2 separate regions of the Homo sapiens genome follow, and region 2 is linked to region 1. A link is a loop called in an ENCODE intact Hi-C map of the cell type or tissue named here. Cell type or tissue: B cell. All regions are shown on one strand. Each heading gives the region's core, and the rest is flanking DNA. Links, peaks and the distances in the headings are about the cores only.

What was found. Peaks named below come from ENCODE experiments on the same cell type or tissue, not always from the same donor. Only the 100,000 strongest peaks of a DNase experiment are listed, where the experiment ranks them.
Region 2: a loop joins it to region 1, with 9 times the contacts of the local background. A loop is called at or near these places in 3 of 110 quality-filtered maps.

The regions. Positions count from the first base shown.
Region 1 is chr7:94,157,219-94,165,062 of GRCh38, reverse strand. No RefSeq gene overlaps it. Among named protein-coding and RNA genes, the nearest start is that of BET1, 160 kb to the right of the region's middle. RefSeq lists an enhancer at 3,989-4,098. In B cell, for the core only: no CTCF peak of the experiment used is centred there; a DNase peak (open chromatin) is centred at 4,102; H3K4me3 peaks cover 1,164 bases; H3K27ac peaks cover 2,146 bases.
Region 2 is chr7:94,045,453-94,053,296 of GRCh38, reverse strand. All of the region lies in intron 1 of LOC130890646 (a long non-coding RNA gene), which reads right to left. Among named protein-coding and RNA genes, the nearest start is that of BET1, 45 kb to the right of the region's middle. In B cell, for the core only: no CTCF peak of the experiment used is centred there; DNase peaks (open chromatin) are centred at 3,056 and 4,805; H3K4me3 peaks cover 1,282 bases; H3K27ac peaks cover 3,830 bases.

The DNA of each region.
Region 1 (7,844 bases), core at 2,351-6,350:
AGGAGTTTTTGTGAAACAGGCCTGAAATTGGTGCCTATCATTTCTGTTTCTATATTCTATTGATTAGAATTAAGTCATGTAGCCACCTGCAGCATTAGTGAGTAACATAGAAGGTAGAGGAAATGAGCTCTGTGATGGCTGGCCATTCTCAGCCACATTACACATTTCCTTCTTTGTGTCTGTAGGGTCCAGGTGTCTTACACTTATGTTTACTTAGGGGCTTTTTATAAACAAGGCTGGCAATGGCCTGCCACACAAGAAAGTTAAGATATTCATTCAAGTTTATGTAATTAGTTCCCTATGGCTTTTGATTTCAAGGACTAATAATATCTAATTATTCTGGCAGAAATGGTTACATTTAAGGAAGCAATATAAAGGGCACTAATTTTGGGAAACTAATGTAGCAGCTTAATATTTGCTCATTAGAGTCCATCATTGCCAACAGATTCTGTTCTTTGAAATAATTTTCATAATAACTCGACTAAGTTTCTTCATGAAAGTAAATGGTGAAGATTAACTAAAATTTTGCTTTAGGATGTAGATAATTAGTGAGTCTGTGTTTTCTAAATGTCTCTGTCATGAGGGCAGAGACGAGAATTCTAAATTCCTTCCTTGCAAAAGGGCAGCACTAAACTATACACAGAGAATTGTGAAACTTGAATGTGACTCTGACATTCAATTTCTATGGGATTTTAGAACCATAATTTCATTATTCTCTGTATCAGTAACCTCATATACAAAATATCTCTTACAGATGTTTTTAAGACAACATTTAGATGATAAGTATCAAAATATGTTTTAAAAATTTAAAGTTGCTATAAGAGTGCTAGGCAGTATTTCTTCAAATTTTGAATTACTGTTAAAGATTGATTAAAAAAAAAAAAAAAGAAGAAGAAGAAAAATGATGCCCTGGTTAAACAGAGGCCACTCAGTCAGCCTCTGGCGGACCTTATTTTTATGATGGAGATTGGTTATTTCTGGCTGACTTCTGACTGCTGATTGGCAAAGCCTTGAAGTTGGCTCTGTATTACACAGAAAGTATTAAGGATGGTTTTGTTGCCTTTGTGCAGCCCTCTGGACTTGACCCCTTCTGGAAGTTTGGGTTTGTTATTCTTGCAGGGGCAGAGAAATTTGCTCTCCTGAATGAATATTCTAGGGCTCCTTTGTGAACGTGCACAGAAACCTAGACTCTGTTTTGTGCTTTGAGAGACAGTGAGGTGAGCATTTCAACAGAAAGGTGAGCATTTTAACTTAGACCTGGAGATACAGATACATTCAAAAATTAAAATTATTTCTCTGGAACTACTAATAAGAAATAAGATTACTTCATTCATTATTGTGCAGAGACCTGTCTACTTACAGAATAATTTAATGATTTTCTTTCTGAGAATCACTTTTCTATTGATCCTTTACATAAACAAATATATGTATATGTTGCCTCAGGGAAAATCAGGTCAGAGAAATAAAGTGTCTTAATGGACTGATATTTGAAAAATAAACAAAAAATTATGTTAGAGTATAACAATTCCTTTTTATGGTTCATAAAATCCGTAAGTATTCTTAAAAGTATCTCTAGTTAATACCTTTAAAATTCCCAAGTTTACATTGTTAGCTTTGTTAGGTGAAAAACCATTAATAAGATTTAGAGAAATTTTTGCTTTTAAAAAAAATAAAATTGAATTTTCTCAGGGAATTAATAACTGGCTTGGCTTAGGGATTTTAGAACTTGTTCAGAGCAGCATTATAAGCAGAAACTGTGAAAGAAACTGGAGAACCAAAAAATTAATGCAATAAGAGGACTATTCTGTTTGATTTTACTTTTGGCCTTTTCTTCCTAATAGATGCATTGCTAACAATCAACTCTCAACTGAGATAAAACTCCTGCTCCAACTACTATAACTCATTCAGCATCTGCTTCTTGAGTACATACTGTGTGCTGGACACTGTGTATAAGTCACCAAGGACATGGCACTGAAGCCACCTGCAGCGACCAGTCTAATTTGAAGTTTGCAAATCCTTTTACAATACCCTCAGGGGGCAATCCTTGAAGGTGTTTCATCTTGAAAAAAGAAAAGAATACTTCTAAGTGAGAGAAAATGAGACAACACCAAACTGTTGCTGCAATTTTTTCTTTTAAAAAATGAAAAGACTGCAGAAACTGCCATGAGGATTCTGTCCTTCACCCAATGATATTTTTGAAGCCAGTATTATTAGCCATCAACATCATCATCTAAATAGCTTTCATAAAAGTTAATAGTTTAGAAATAATAGCTGACAGTTAAATGTCACCATGTGCATTATAGAAGCAGTGTGGACTTCTGGATCTTCTCTTTCTCAAGCTAGGTGAAATGTTCCTGGTGAAAGGAAAAGAAAAAAAGATACGCTTTCAGCAGGTACCTGTTTTCCCCTTAGGCAAAATGTCTCATAAATTGATATTTATTGAAGTATATATCCAGATTCTGGTGTCTCTATGAACTATAAAGGCCTAAGATTATTGCCTCAAAAAGAAAAAATTAGTTAATTCTGACCTTTTTAGCTGTGACTTCAATTTTATTTGATTACTGATTTCATGATGGAGGATTATATTGAAAATCATCCTAATATCAATTACATATTTCAATAATCAAAATTTATTTCTACTTTGGATCAGTTGCTAATTTGCTTGTCTTCTTGACATCCCTATTCAGTGGCCTTATAAGACTCTACCAGCAATACTGACAATAAATCAAGATCATATATTATCAATCTTTGTCCCTGTAACCCAGTCCTGACTGAGACAAAAAATTCTTAGCAGACTTGAGCTGAAACACCTTTCCTTTCTGTAACTTTTGCTTTCCTTCCCATATTGGTTGTCCATTGGATTTAGCCTCCTGCTTGTGACAGTAATTGAGTTTTAGCTTCTGTCACTCATTATTCAGAAGATTATCTATCTGATTAAGGTATTTCCAGTTTTCTCACCATTCCATATACTTCCCATCAAAACTGAGCCCTTGGTCAAACAGCAGAATATTGCTATATGCAAGAGGATACTTTAAAAATTAAGGGTATGGTGGCTCATGCCTGTAATCCCAGCACTTTGGGAGGCCTAGGTGGGTGGCTCACAAGGTCAGAATTTTGAGACAAGCCTGGCCAATATGGTGAAACCCCATCTCTACTAAAAATACAAAAATTAGCCAGGCATGGTGGTGGGTGCCTGTAGTCCCAGCTACTCGGGAGGCTGAAGCAGGAGAATCGCTTGAACTTGGGAGGCAGAGGTTGCAGTGAGCTGAGACCACGTTACTGCACTCCAGCCTAGGAGACAGAGCGAGACTGTCTCAAAAAAAAAAAAAAAAAAAGATATGAAAGCTTTGTAATCGCCACATCAATCAGTGTTCTGCAAGGTTACACAAGGAGGACAAATTCCATTGTTGACCACGAGGCTTTCCTATTGTATCCTAAGCCTTCCATGTTTTTGACTGTTTTTACTGCCTCATAGAATGAGCATATTGGTTTTCCAAGCAGGGCTGTAATTGATATTTACATAAAACTAGTAATATCTTGCATTATGTATTTGGAAAGACTAATTTACATGGGTCAAATAATGTTTTGACAAGAAAAACATGAATGATTTCAATAACTGGACCCCAAAGAAAAAAATTATAACAAGGAAAAAAGGAATCTGACATAATAGCTGGATTCTGAAAGTTGGAGGGGAAAAGAAATCAAAGCACCTGGACCAAGCCCCTCTGACAGTGTAATAATCTCAGGGAGAAAACATGCTGTCATTCTAAAGTGGGAGCTACATCTTCAGGGCCAAAACTTAAAGCTGGGAGTGAGTGTTTCCCTTTCTCCTTTTGAAGGGGACTACAGTTGCCACCCATGCTAATGATTAAGATCTTGTTCTTGTTCTTATCAATAACTGCTGTCTTATAATACACTATGAATCCTGGCTTTTATTTAAAGCTAATTCCTCCACGTGGACCATGCTTGAGAGCTCTGCCCTTAAAATGGCTATCCCTTTCTCTGCACAATCAACTTTTCTCTCCCAATGCAGCATACACAAATGCTGTAACGGCTCCACTTAAAAACAAAATAAAAAACCAAAACCAAAACCAAAACAAAAAAACACTTCTGTTTTTTGACAGTAGATTTGCCTTCAGCTGCCACCACATTTCTCTGTTCCTCTTTATGACAAAAAACTTCAAAGAGCAATGTTTCTGCCTATATCCATTTTCGTATTTAACATTCTCTATTCTACTACAGTCCTCATCATTCCATTAAAACTGCTCTTTCAAGTCACCAGTGACCTCTGTGTTATCAAACATTGTGGTCAATTTTCAGTCCTCATTTAATTTGGCTCTTCACTGTCACTTGACACTATTGATCTTTGCCTCCTTTTTGAAACAACTTTGCACTGATCCTGCAGGGCATCACCATCTTTTTTATTCTTACTTTAATTGCTGCTTCTTATCAGTCTCCTATTTTGATTTTTCTCCTATTCCCGGTCCTTAATGCTAGAGAACCATAGGGCTCAATTGTCTTTTTTTTTTTTATTATTATTATACTTTAAGTTTTAGGGTACATGTGCACATTGTGCAGGTTAGTTACATATGTATACATGTGCCATGCTGGTGTGTTGCACCCACTAACTCGTCATCTAGCATTAGGTATATCTCCCAATGCTATCCCTCCCCCCTCCCCCCACCCCACAACAGTCCCCAGTGTGTGATATTCCCCTTCCTGTGTCCATGTGATCTCATTGTTCAATTCCCACCTATGAGTGAGAATATGCGGTGTTTGGTTTTTTGTTCTTGCGATAGTTTACTGAGAATGATGATTTCCAATTTCATCCATGTCCCTACAAAGGACATGAACTCATCATTTTTTATGGCTGCATAGTATTCCATGGTGTATATGTGCCACATTTTCTTAATCCAGTCTATCATTGTTGGACATTTGGGTTGGTTCCAAGTCTTTGCTATCGTGAATAATGCCGCAATAAACATACGTGTGCATGTGTCTTTATAGCAGCATGATTTATAGTCCTTTGGGTATATACCCAGTAATGGGATGGCTGGGTCAAATGGTATTTCCAGTTCTAGATCCCTGAGGAATTGCCACACTGACTTCCACAATGGTTGAACTAGTTTACAGTCCCACCAACAGTGTAAAAGTGTTCCTATTTCTCCACATCCTCTCCAGCACCTGTTGTTTCCTGACTTTTTAATGATTGCCATTCTAACTGGTGTGAGATGGTATCTCATTGTGGTTTTGATTTGCATTTCTCTGATGGCCAGTGATGGTGAGCATTTTTTCATGTGTTTTTTGGCTGCATAAATGTCTTCTTTTGAGAAGTGTCTGTTCATGTCCTTCGCCCACTTTTTGATGCAGTTGTTTTGTTTTTTTCTTGTAAATTTGTTTGAGTTCATTGTAGTTTCTGGATATTAGCCCTTTGTCAGATGAGTAGGTTGCGAAAATTTTCTCCCATTTTGTAGGTTGCCTGTTCACTCTGATGGTAGTTTCTTTTGCTGTGCAGAAGCTCTTTAGTTTAATTAGATCCCATTTGTCAATTTTGGCTTTTGTTGCCATTGCTTTTGGTGTTTTAGACATGAAGTCCTTGCCTGTGCCTATGTCCTGAATGGTAATGCCTAGGTTTTCTTCTAGGGTTTTTATGGTGTTAGGTCTAATGTTTAAGTCTTTAATCCATCTTGAATTGATTTTTGTGTAAGGTGTAAGGAAGGGATCCAGTTTCAGCTTTCTACATATGGCTAGCCAGTTTTCCCAGCACCATTTATTAAATAGGGAATCCTTTCCCCATTGCTTGTTTTTCTCAGGTTTGTCAAAGATCAGATAGTTGTAGATATGCGGTGTTATTTCTGAGGGCTCTGTTCTGTTCCATTGATCTATATCTCTGTTTTGGTACCAGTACCATGCTGTTTTGGTTACTGTAGCCTTGTAGTATAGTTTGAAGTCAGGTAGTGTGATGCCTCCAGCTTTGTTCTTTTGGCTTAGGATTGACTTGGCAATGCGGGCTCCTTTTTGATTCCATATGAACTTGAAAGTAGTTTTTTCCAATTCTGTGAAGAAAGGCATTGGTAGCTTGATGGGGATGGCATTGAATCTGTAAATTACCTTGGGCAGTATGGCCATTTTCACAATATTGATTCTTCCTACCCATGAGCATGGAATGTTCTTCCATATGTTTGTATCCTCTTTTATTTCGTTGAGCAGTGGTTTGTAGTTCTCCTTGAAGAGGTCCTTCACATCCCTTGTAAGTTGGATTCCTAGGTATTTTATTCTCTTTGAAGCAATTGTGAATGGGAGTTCACTCATGATTTGGCTCTCTGTTTGTCTGTTGTTGGTGTATAAAGAATGCTTGTGATTTTTGTACATTGATTTTGTATCCTGAGACTTTGCTGAAGTTGCTTATCAGCTTAAGGAGATTTTTGGCTGAGACGATGGGGTTTTCTAGATATACAATCATGTCGTCTGCAAACAGGGACAATTTGACTTCCTCTTTTCCTAATTGAATACCCTTTATTTCCTTCTCCTGACTAATTGCCCTTGCCAGAACTTCCAACACTATGTTGAATAGGAGTGGTGAGAGAGGGCATCCCTGTCTTGTGCCAGTTTTCAAAGGGAATGCTTCCAGTTTTTGCCCATTCAGTATGATATTGGCTTTGGGTTTGTCATAGATAGCTCTTATTATTTTCAGATACGTCCCATCAATACCTAATTTATCGAGAGTTTTTAGCATGAAGGGTTGTTGAATTTTGTCAAAGGCTTTTTCTGCATCTATTGAGATAATCATGTGGTTTTTGTCTTTGGCTCTGTTTATATGCTGGATTACATTTATTGATTTGCATATATTGAACCAGCCTTGCATCCCAGGGATGAAGCCCACTTGATCATGGTGGATAAGCTTTTTGATGTGATTGTCTTTTATTTTCTAGGCTTACTCCCAGGGTGATCTCATTCTTTCGCAATGGTTTTGTCAGAGACATTCGAACGAGAGTGACTCCATCTTGGATAGAGGTTGGGTAAAATAAGGCTGAGACCTACTGGGCTGCATCCCCAGGAAGTTAGGCATTCTTAGTCACAGGATGAGATAGGTCAGGAGGATTGGTATCACAAGATACAGGTTGTAAAGCCCCTGCTGATAAAACAGGATGTGGTAAAGAAGCCGGCCAAAATCCACCAAAACCAAGATGGTGACGAAAGTGATGTCTGGTCATCCTCACTGCTCATTCTATGCTAATTATAAATCATTAGCATGCTAAAAGACATTCCTACCAGTGCCATGACAGTTTACAGATTTAATGACAACTTCTGGAAGTTATCCTATATAGTCTAAAAAGGGGAGAAACCCTCAGCTCTTGGAATTGCCTGTCTCTTTCCCAGAAAACTCATGAATCATCCACATTTTGTTTTGCATATGATCAAGAAATAACCATAAAAATAGTCAGCAGCCTGAGGGTCTGCTCTGCCTATGGAGTAGCCACCCTTTCATTCCTTTACTTTCTTAATAAACTTGCTTTCACTTTACTCTTTGGGCTCACCCTGAATTCTTTCTTGAATGAAATCCAAGAGCCTTCTCTTAGGATCTGGATTGGGACCCCTTTCTAAAGGTGACAGTTTTAGTTATCAGTTTCATGCTTCACCTCCAAATTTCTATCTCTAGCCCTAGCCTTCTTTACTGAAATATTTTTGAACATCTGTTTATTTAATACCTACATATGAATGTCTAGTGGATACCTTAAAGTTAACATGTGCAAACTGTACTCTGGATTTCTTTTCTCTTTCCTAAACTTGCTTTTTCTCAGAGTGCTCCATGTCATTAAATAGAATCACTACACATGGGCCAA
Region 2 (7,844 bases), core at 1,420-5,419, 110 kb after region 1:
AGCAAAGCCCATGCTTTTAACCACGGTACTATTTAATTTCTGTAACAGATTTTATACTCTGTTTATCAGCCCATGAAAGAATATCTACAAGGCACAAGAAAGAAATTGGATACAATTTGTCACACAGAATAGCTTTCTAAAATCGACTCAGATAAGACACTTGGGTAGGTTGTATTTGAAGAAAATAAAATGATTGGAATATGTATCTCAGAGATTCCAATCTCTGCTTTCTTAACCTGATCAGTAATGCAGAACTCTCAAGTTCACTGTGTGATACTTACGGCTGCTAGAGAGACAAGTTCAGTGTTCTCTTTAACAGTAAAAATAGAAAAACACAAATAAAAAACATGTAGCACTAAGAAGTGAAACAAAAGTGCCAAATTGTTATCTAGTGATGTCACCACTTCTATTGTGAATATTGGGTGTTAAAAAGAGAACTTTATTGAAACCCACTTGCACAATTATGCTTAGAGGAGAATGTGGAGGGTGGGTGTAGGGGAAAAAAGTTCTGAAACAAGAATGTAAATTCATGCCACATGGGTAAGAAATTTTCACTAAAAATTAGATTGAATGAAAATTCATACCAAGTCTCTGTAAAATTGTCTTCTACAGCTGTTGTTATCAAAGTGGAATTCCTGTACCAACAGCATCAGCATCACCTGGAAACTAATTAGAAATGCAAATTTTCTGGCAACGCTAGACTCACTAGACCAGAAACGCTGGGAGTAAACCTCAGCAATCTGTGCTTTAACAAAGCCTCCAGGTGACTCTGATGCATGCTCAAGTGTGAGAAGCACTGTGCTAGAGATACAAACTGAGTTCCATTTCTTAGATTTATGGTTGAAGCACATAACTCCCTGCCATTAGACGAGACCCAGTGGGGCTTCTCAGGAAGGTAGAGGGAATCCCAAATAGTGCAGCTTTTGATTTATCATAAATGTCCAATTTCAACAAGCAATTTCAATGACTGTCTGGTTAACACATGTTGCAAATATAAGTCTTACTCTAGACTTCGGTGTGCAAAGAATATTATTATATATCTTTTGTTCATTCCACATCCCATCAAGTTGGCAAGGAATCTAATCATTGGCTATCATGGAGCCTCCCCTCCCCACTGTTTTAAGTGGGTCCTTGATTGTAGGGGAAAGTTAAGTCTACAAAGCTTGGGGGTATCAGCAAGTCATCTTAGGTTTTCAGTTCACACTGGTTACCACTGAGAAATCCACTGTGTAAGCCAACAGGGCTCATTTAGGTCTCGCAATTTTACTATTTCATGGCAGACTTGGGATGCAATACCATTGCTGAGATTAGGGTCCTTTGTTCCTACAGTCTGGCTCCTCTAGAAATACCAGGCAGGCATGCTTGTTGAGGTCTTGCCAGTACACTTAGGAGATTTCAGGAGGCTGAGAACAGGTTCCAGTATTTTTGGGACCACAGTTTCCATCCTCTTCTCAGTCTGAAGGAATTTCTTTCTCTGTGTAGGTGCCCAGAGAAACAGTCTCCCCTAATAGGAACTACATCTGTGGGCCCAAACTTTCAAAGAAAACTGGAATAGGGTTGTCTTTAGACGCAGCCCCTGCTTTGTACTTTCCCAAAGCCTCAACACTTTTGGTTCAATGAAAGAAAAAATAAATGATTATGGTCACCCAAACCAGTTGGCTCTATATGCTACTCACTTACACAGTAGCCTGACCAGAGTTCATACTTTTATAACCTCTCTCCATGCTGGCCACTGAGTCGTAGGATTACACCATCCTATCTAGGGTGTTTACAATGTTATCATTGGTAGCTAGTCTTAATAATAAAACTAATCATGATAATTAATTTTTATTTACTGAGCAACTGTTGTGTGGCAGACAGTGTGCTGGAACCTTTCTATAGGTCCTCTTGTTTTCTTTTCCAAAATAACCCTATGAGGTACTTCTAGCTTCAGCACTTGAAGTAGCTTTCCCAGGATCACTCAACTCTTAAGTGGAGGGAAAGAGATCAGGATTCAGCTCCAGCTCTGTTTCCTCTCCCAAGCACCTGAAAGAGCTTTGGCTCTTTTCCTATGCCACACTGCTTCTTGCTCTACCTCTCTGGGAGCAACCAACCAATGGAACTCATATTTGGATCAGTTACCCAAAGCTCCTCAAAACCAACCAAAGCACCCACTATGTGTCCCTCGGAAGTAGTCAAAATGACTGATTAGTACTGTTTTCAGAAAAAAACTTCTTCTTGGTTGTGGTGCTTTCTGGTCCTGCCCAGTGTAATGAGAGTCATATACTGTGGAGATAATAGGTTCTATCTCCTGGAACTAACTTTAGAAGCTCCATGCATTCTTCCTTTGAAGTATGAAGAGTGAGCCCAGTCTGCATTTGGACAATGCATTTTTTTTTTTTTTTTGAAATAGAGTCTCACTGTGTTGTCCAGGCTGGAGGGCAATGGCAAGATCTTGGCTCACTGCAACCTCACCCTCCCGGGTTCAAGCAATTCTCATGCCTCAGCCTCCTGAGTAGCTGGGATTACAGGAGTGTGCCACCATGCCTGGCTAATTTTTGTATTTGTAGTAGAGATGGTGTTTCATCATGTTGCCCAGGCTGATCTTGAACTCCTGGCTTCAAACGATCCGCCTGCCTTGGCCTCCCGAAGTGCTGGGATTACAGGCATGAGCCACTGTGCCCAGACAATGTATCTTAATGAATTAGCTGGCCCAAGGGCCCACACCAAAGGGGCTGTGAATTTTGAAATGATTATCAGAAAGGGCTTAAAAAGGAAAAATAAGGCTAATTTAATAAATTCATAATAGGAGTCTTCAGCATTTATAAATATTAAGGTCTGTGTTAAGCACTCCAAACATTATCATAGTTAGTGCCGTCAAAATCTCTCTGAAGTAGTTCTCTGTCCCCCAACTTCATCACCTGTTAAACGGGCATACTGTCCTCTCCATTGCAGAGGTATTGGGAGGACTCAGTGAGAGGGGACCTGGCACATGACAGGCACTCAGTAAATGTTAGTTATTTTTACTTCCTCAATTTCAGAATGAGGAAATTGTGGCTTGGCTACACTGAATGCCCCAGCTGGCATGGTAAGCGAGAGTCGAATCTGTACCTGCCTGGTTCTGGGAGCCACATTGGAAACCCCAGTGCTTGCCAGCCTCCCTGTTCCTCCTTTCAAATGCCAGGGAACAAAGCTTCTGTACCTCTCCCTTCCCACCCCTCAAAAAATATACTTGGTCCTCTTAGACCTGATTACCTTTGCCTACTTAGAAATTAAGAAAGACTATTTATTGAGAGAAGATGGGATGTTTATTATCAAGAGAGTTAAGAGGAGTCCAGATAAACTTGTCTGTGAAAGCCATTGGCACTTTCATTAAGTACTGATCTGCCCACTGAAAAGTTCTCCTTTGATGGATGTCTCTGGTATGGCTCCTACAGAAGTCACCCACCTGCCTGCCACGGTAATGTAATCAGGTAACCTTTGTCTGTGACAAGCCCCAGGCTGGCGAATGTTAAAACGCAAACAAAAGGAAATGACTTTTTGATTGACATGACTGTTTTGTGGATTGGCCTCACAGATAAAATCAGTCAAAACAAATCAGTTTATGCATCAACACATACTTAAGAAAGACTATTTGGAAATTTCATGGCAGATGTGATCTTTTCTGTTTTCGCTTTTGAAGTTCTCAGTGTCTATCTTACGATAAGGGGCAATGTTAAGAAAGAGAAAGTCAGCTATAGTTCTCAATTTTAATTACAAAAGATCACATTGGGAGTCTGCTAAAAAAGCAACTTTCTGGGCCTCAAAAGCGGAAATTCTGGTTCTATAAGTTTAGAATTGAGCCAAATATTTATTATTATTATTAATTTCTTAAAAATACTGCCAGAGATGACCTTGGGCTTTGAGAAATCAGAAGATGAAAAATAATGGGTGACATATGCTTTTACATTAATGAGAAAGAATACTTAGAACATAAATTTCACATATTCTTATTTTTAATTTTTTGTGAGTACATAGTAGGTGTATATATTTGTGGGGCATTCGAGGTGAAATAATCACATCATGAAGAATGGGGTATCCACCCCCTCAAGCATTTATCCTTTGTGTTACAAACAATCCAAATTATACTCTTTTATTTATTTAAAATGTACAATTATTATTGACTATAGTCACCGTGTTGCGAGATCAAATAGTATGTCTTATTCATTCTTGCTCTCTATTTTATTGTACCCATTAATGATGCCCTCTTCTCCCCTCAGCCCTCCACTACCCTTCCTAGCCTCTGCTCACCATCCTTCTACTCTCTATGTCCTCATTATGTTAAGTGAAATAAGCCAGGCACAGAAAGACAAACATTGCATATTCATACATGCTTTTAAAAAGTGAATGACTATGTCTTATACTGTCTTAGGCAGAATACATATTCCTGGGGGCAGACACTGGGCTTTTCATTTTATATTCTCAGTGCCTGGGACATGTTAAATATTGCTGAAAGAATGAGGAACAGATAAATGATAATTTTAGAGTCTTGCCTTGTTTTGGTGTTCTTGGTTTCCTTGGCACTCAGGACAAAATCATTAATAGAAGAATTTCATATTTGCACAAATAATTTAAATTTCATATTTGCACAAATAATTTAAATTAATTGCAAATAATTTAAATATCATTGAAAAATTGCTCTTTAAGTAGTCCCCACATTACAAACTCCCAGCCTGCAAAGAGCCCTTATCTATGAAGCGCCTGAGTGGAAGAAGTTTCCATTACCACTGCTCTGGAGATCACTTCCCTGTCACCACCATTTTGTCCCGTTTCACTTCCACACTACAGTTACCCTCAGATACCAGACAGACACAGATGACAGGACAGCAATGAAGTCCCTGGCCCCAACTGTCTCCACATATTTCCAGAGATTCTTCTGCAGTCATCCTATTTGTCCCTTAATGCTTTACTCCACCACAACGCCTGGGAGCCCCTGACTGGACCCCTCATGCACCCTCCTGCCCTACTCTTTGTAGAGTTACTCAAGTTAGCACTTTGGGATAGCACTTATATTTAATACTTTTTACTCAGCTTCACCCAGTAGAGAAAACAGAAGCAATCTAAGGCAATTTCCAGGCCTGGTACATTAGGCAAGAGCCACATATGAGATGTACTCTGCGTTGTCAGTGTAGACTTCTTCCCAGCCTGTATGACAGCATCATTGTGAAAGAACTAGAGGAAAAGTTAGCTCTTGAGCAGCAAACCTGAGAGCATATCTCCCATTCCCCCTCCTTTTTTAAACTTATATCTAAGTGATTATGACAGAATTTTAGGTGATAGGAACAATGAAGAGAGGGTACCATCTAGTCAGGCATGGAGAGGAAGGTTTTTGCCACCACACTTTTTTAATTTATGGCAATATTTGAGGTAAATATTGGTTTCCTCCTTTTAAATATGAGTAAATCTCAGAGAGTTTAGGCCACTTCTCCCAAGTGACACTGTCAATGAGAGGCTGAGATGAGTTTGAATCCCAGGCTGATGTGACAGCATGTGCGCTTCCTTCTCAAACTATTTCTCTCCAGTGTCAGGGAAGAATAAACACAGACCCCGTGGGCTGTCAGAAATATGCACCAAAGGGGCTCCCTTTCTTAAGTTTCTGATTTTATCTTTAAGTTCATGTATCCTTTTGCATTTTCACAGTATGTCTGTGTGGGATGGAAGCTAAAAGGAATCATTATTTCTTCCAAACTTCAAGTAAGATGGCAGCCCAGAAGATGAACCATGGCTGCCCCTTGGCATTGATGACCTCTAGTAGATTAGGGATGTGTGTCACCCAGGGGTGAAGCTTGCATCTTGTGCTGCTGATTGACTACATTTTAATATGTAGTGAAAATTTACAATCCCAATCTAAAAGTGATCTCAAATTGGAGCTGAAACTTTGAGCCAATGAGTAAAGAGAAAAACAATGCCACCTCAGTTGCGTCAACCTAAAGTCTTCACTTTGGTCAACATGCTCAGCATCCGATTCAACTGGTTAGTTCATTCGGCTATCTTTGAAGGTACTTTGTCTGCTATTGCTCTCAGATATTGCCCCTTCAGTTAACTTGATTTGAAGCCCAAAGCAATACATTCTCCTTGGAGACCGAAATTAGGAAAAGTTTGATTTTATTAGACAATAAAAGGTATATACTACAATGTATCCACCTGGAAATTAGCATTAGAATTCCTGAAGTCAAAGGTAAAAAAGTGGAAGAGGAAAAGATTTTTTTTCTTCTAAAACATGTAGTAAGATATTATTCCAACAGAGAAAAAGCAAATGTTTTAGTTTGCTTGTGAGTTGTCAGGCCTCAATTTCCAAGTAAAACTTTATTTTTTTAATGAAGAGCATATCGTTTTATAAAAATGTGTGTCAAAATTACAAAAAGGTCATGGCATTTTTATCTATCACTGTCTGCATGGGTTCCATTTTCCTGCACCACAGTCCAGAAATTGTTTCCAGAAAACAAAAAACAACGACAACAAAAAAAACAAAAAAACCTTAGTGAATGTGAGGGTTACCTTCAGTGCCCCCTTTCTCTTAAGGATTGTAGCTCTGCCTGGGCTCCAGTCTCATAACTGCAAATAGTTATTTTATATGTTTTCTGCAGGTTTTAAAGTTTAAGGTGGGAAAGTAAGTACAATACTAGCTATTCATTATGTCTGAAACCATAAATTTCCTCACATGGTCTTTGAGCAACACAAGTCAAATTTTGATAGCTATTTTTTTAATTACCATTAATTTCCAGAGTTTTGAAAGAAAAAAATTTCAGGGGCAACTTTATAAACATTTCATAGATTTTCCTGTGGATTTATCAATTTAATTAAAATCTTATTTGAGAACAGTCAACTGACTTCAGTCATCACAGAGAATGATTATTACAAAAGAAAAACTAACAGACCAAAATAAGCCTAGGTGATCATTATTCCCAAAAGCTTCCATGTAATTGAGTTTTTAGAAATTCAGAATCCGTTGTCCTATATAAACAACATTGACCTTGACTAGCTTATTTTACCAAAAAGTTAACTTAGATTTAATAGACTACTTTTAGGATATATCACTGTAATTTCTTTGAGAAAATAATGTCTAACGTACCAACTGGAAATTAAGAACTTTCATAAAAGATTCTTGATCTCTACCCTCTCCCCCAACCAGATTTAAATCACTGAGAAAAAATTTTCACATTGCCTAACTCATGTACACACTTATCCACCCAATAATAGAAGGGATTATCCCCTTCACCTTAGCAATTTATACGGAAATCTTTCTCCCCTCTTCTTTATTTCACCTACTTCTGAAAACAATCTTAGGCATCTCAAAATCGAGGCACAAATGCAAGATAGCCATTTAGATATGAATAAGAGGATGTTTTTAGAAACATCACTGGTAGAATGTATTTGTAAGGAAATGCAAATATCATTTTAGCAAATGACCCTGAGTTGTACTGTTGAAGCCCTTAAATGAGGAAATAGCTCAGGAATATGGTAACACATGGCACTTCCATCATGGTGATAATGACTCAGACTTGGTTAGATGCTTCCAGAGACACCTACTTCAGCTTTTAATTATTGCCTAACTTTAAATCCTCCCAAAGTGGTTGTATGCCTGTGCACATGAGAACTGATCTGAAAGAATCCATTACTTTCCTGTTCCTTCCAGGAAACTGTGTGTGTACAAGTGTGTATCTACGTAAACATCATAACCAGATGGGCAGAACCTCATATGGAGTGGGGCAGAATATCCCGGTTATGTATTTCCCTTGTGGAGACCAAGACTTGGAGTTTCTAAACTGAGGTTAGAAACAAATAACCTGTGATCACACATTACACCTATGTCCAGTGCATAAACA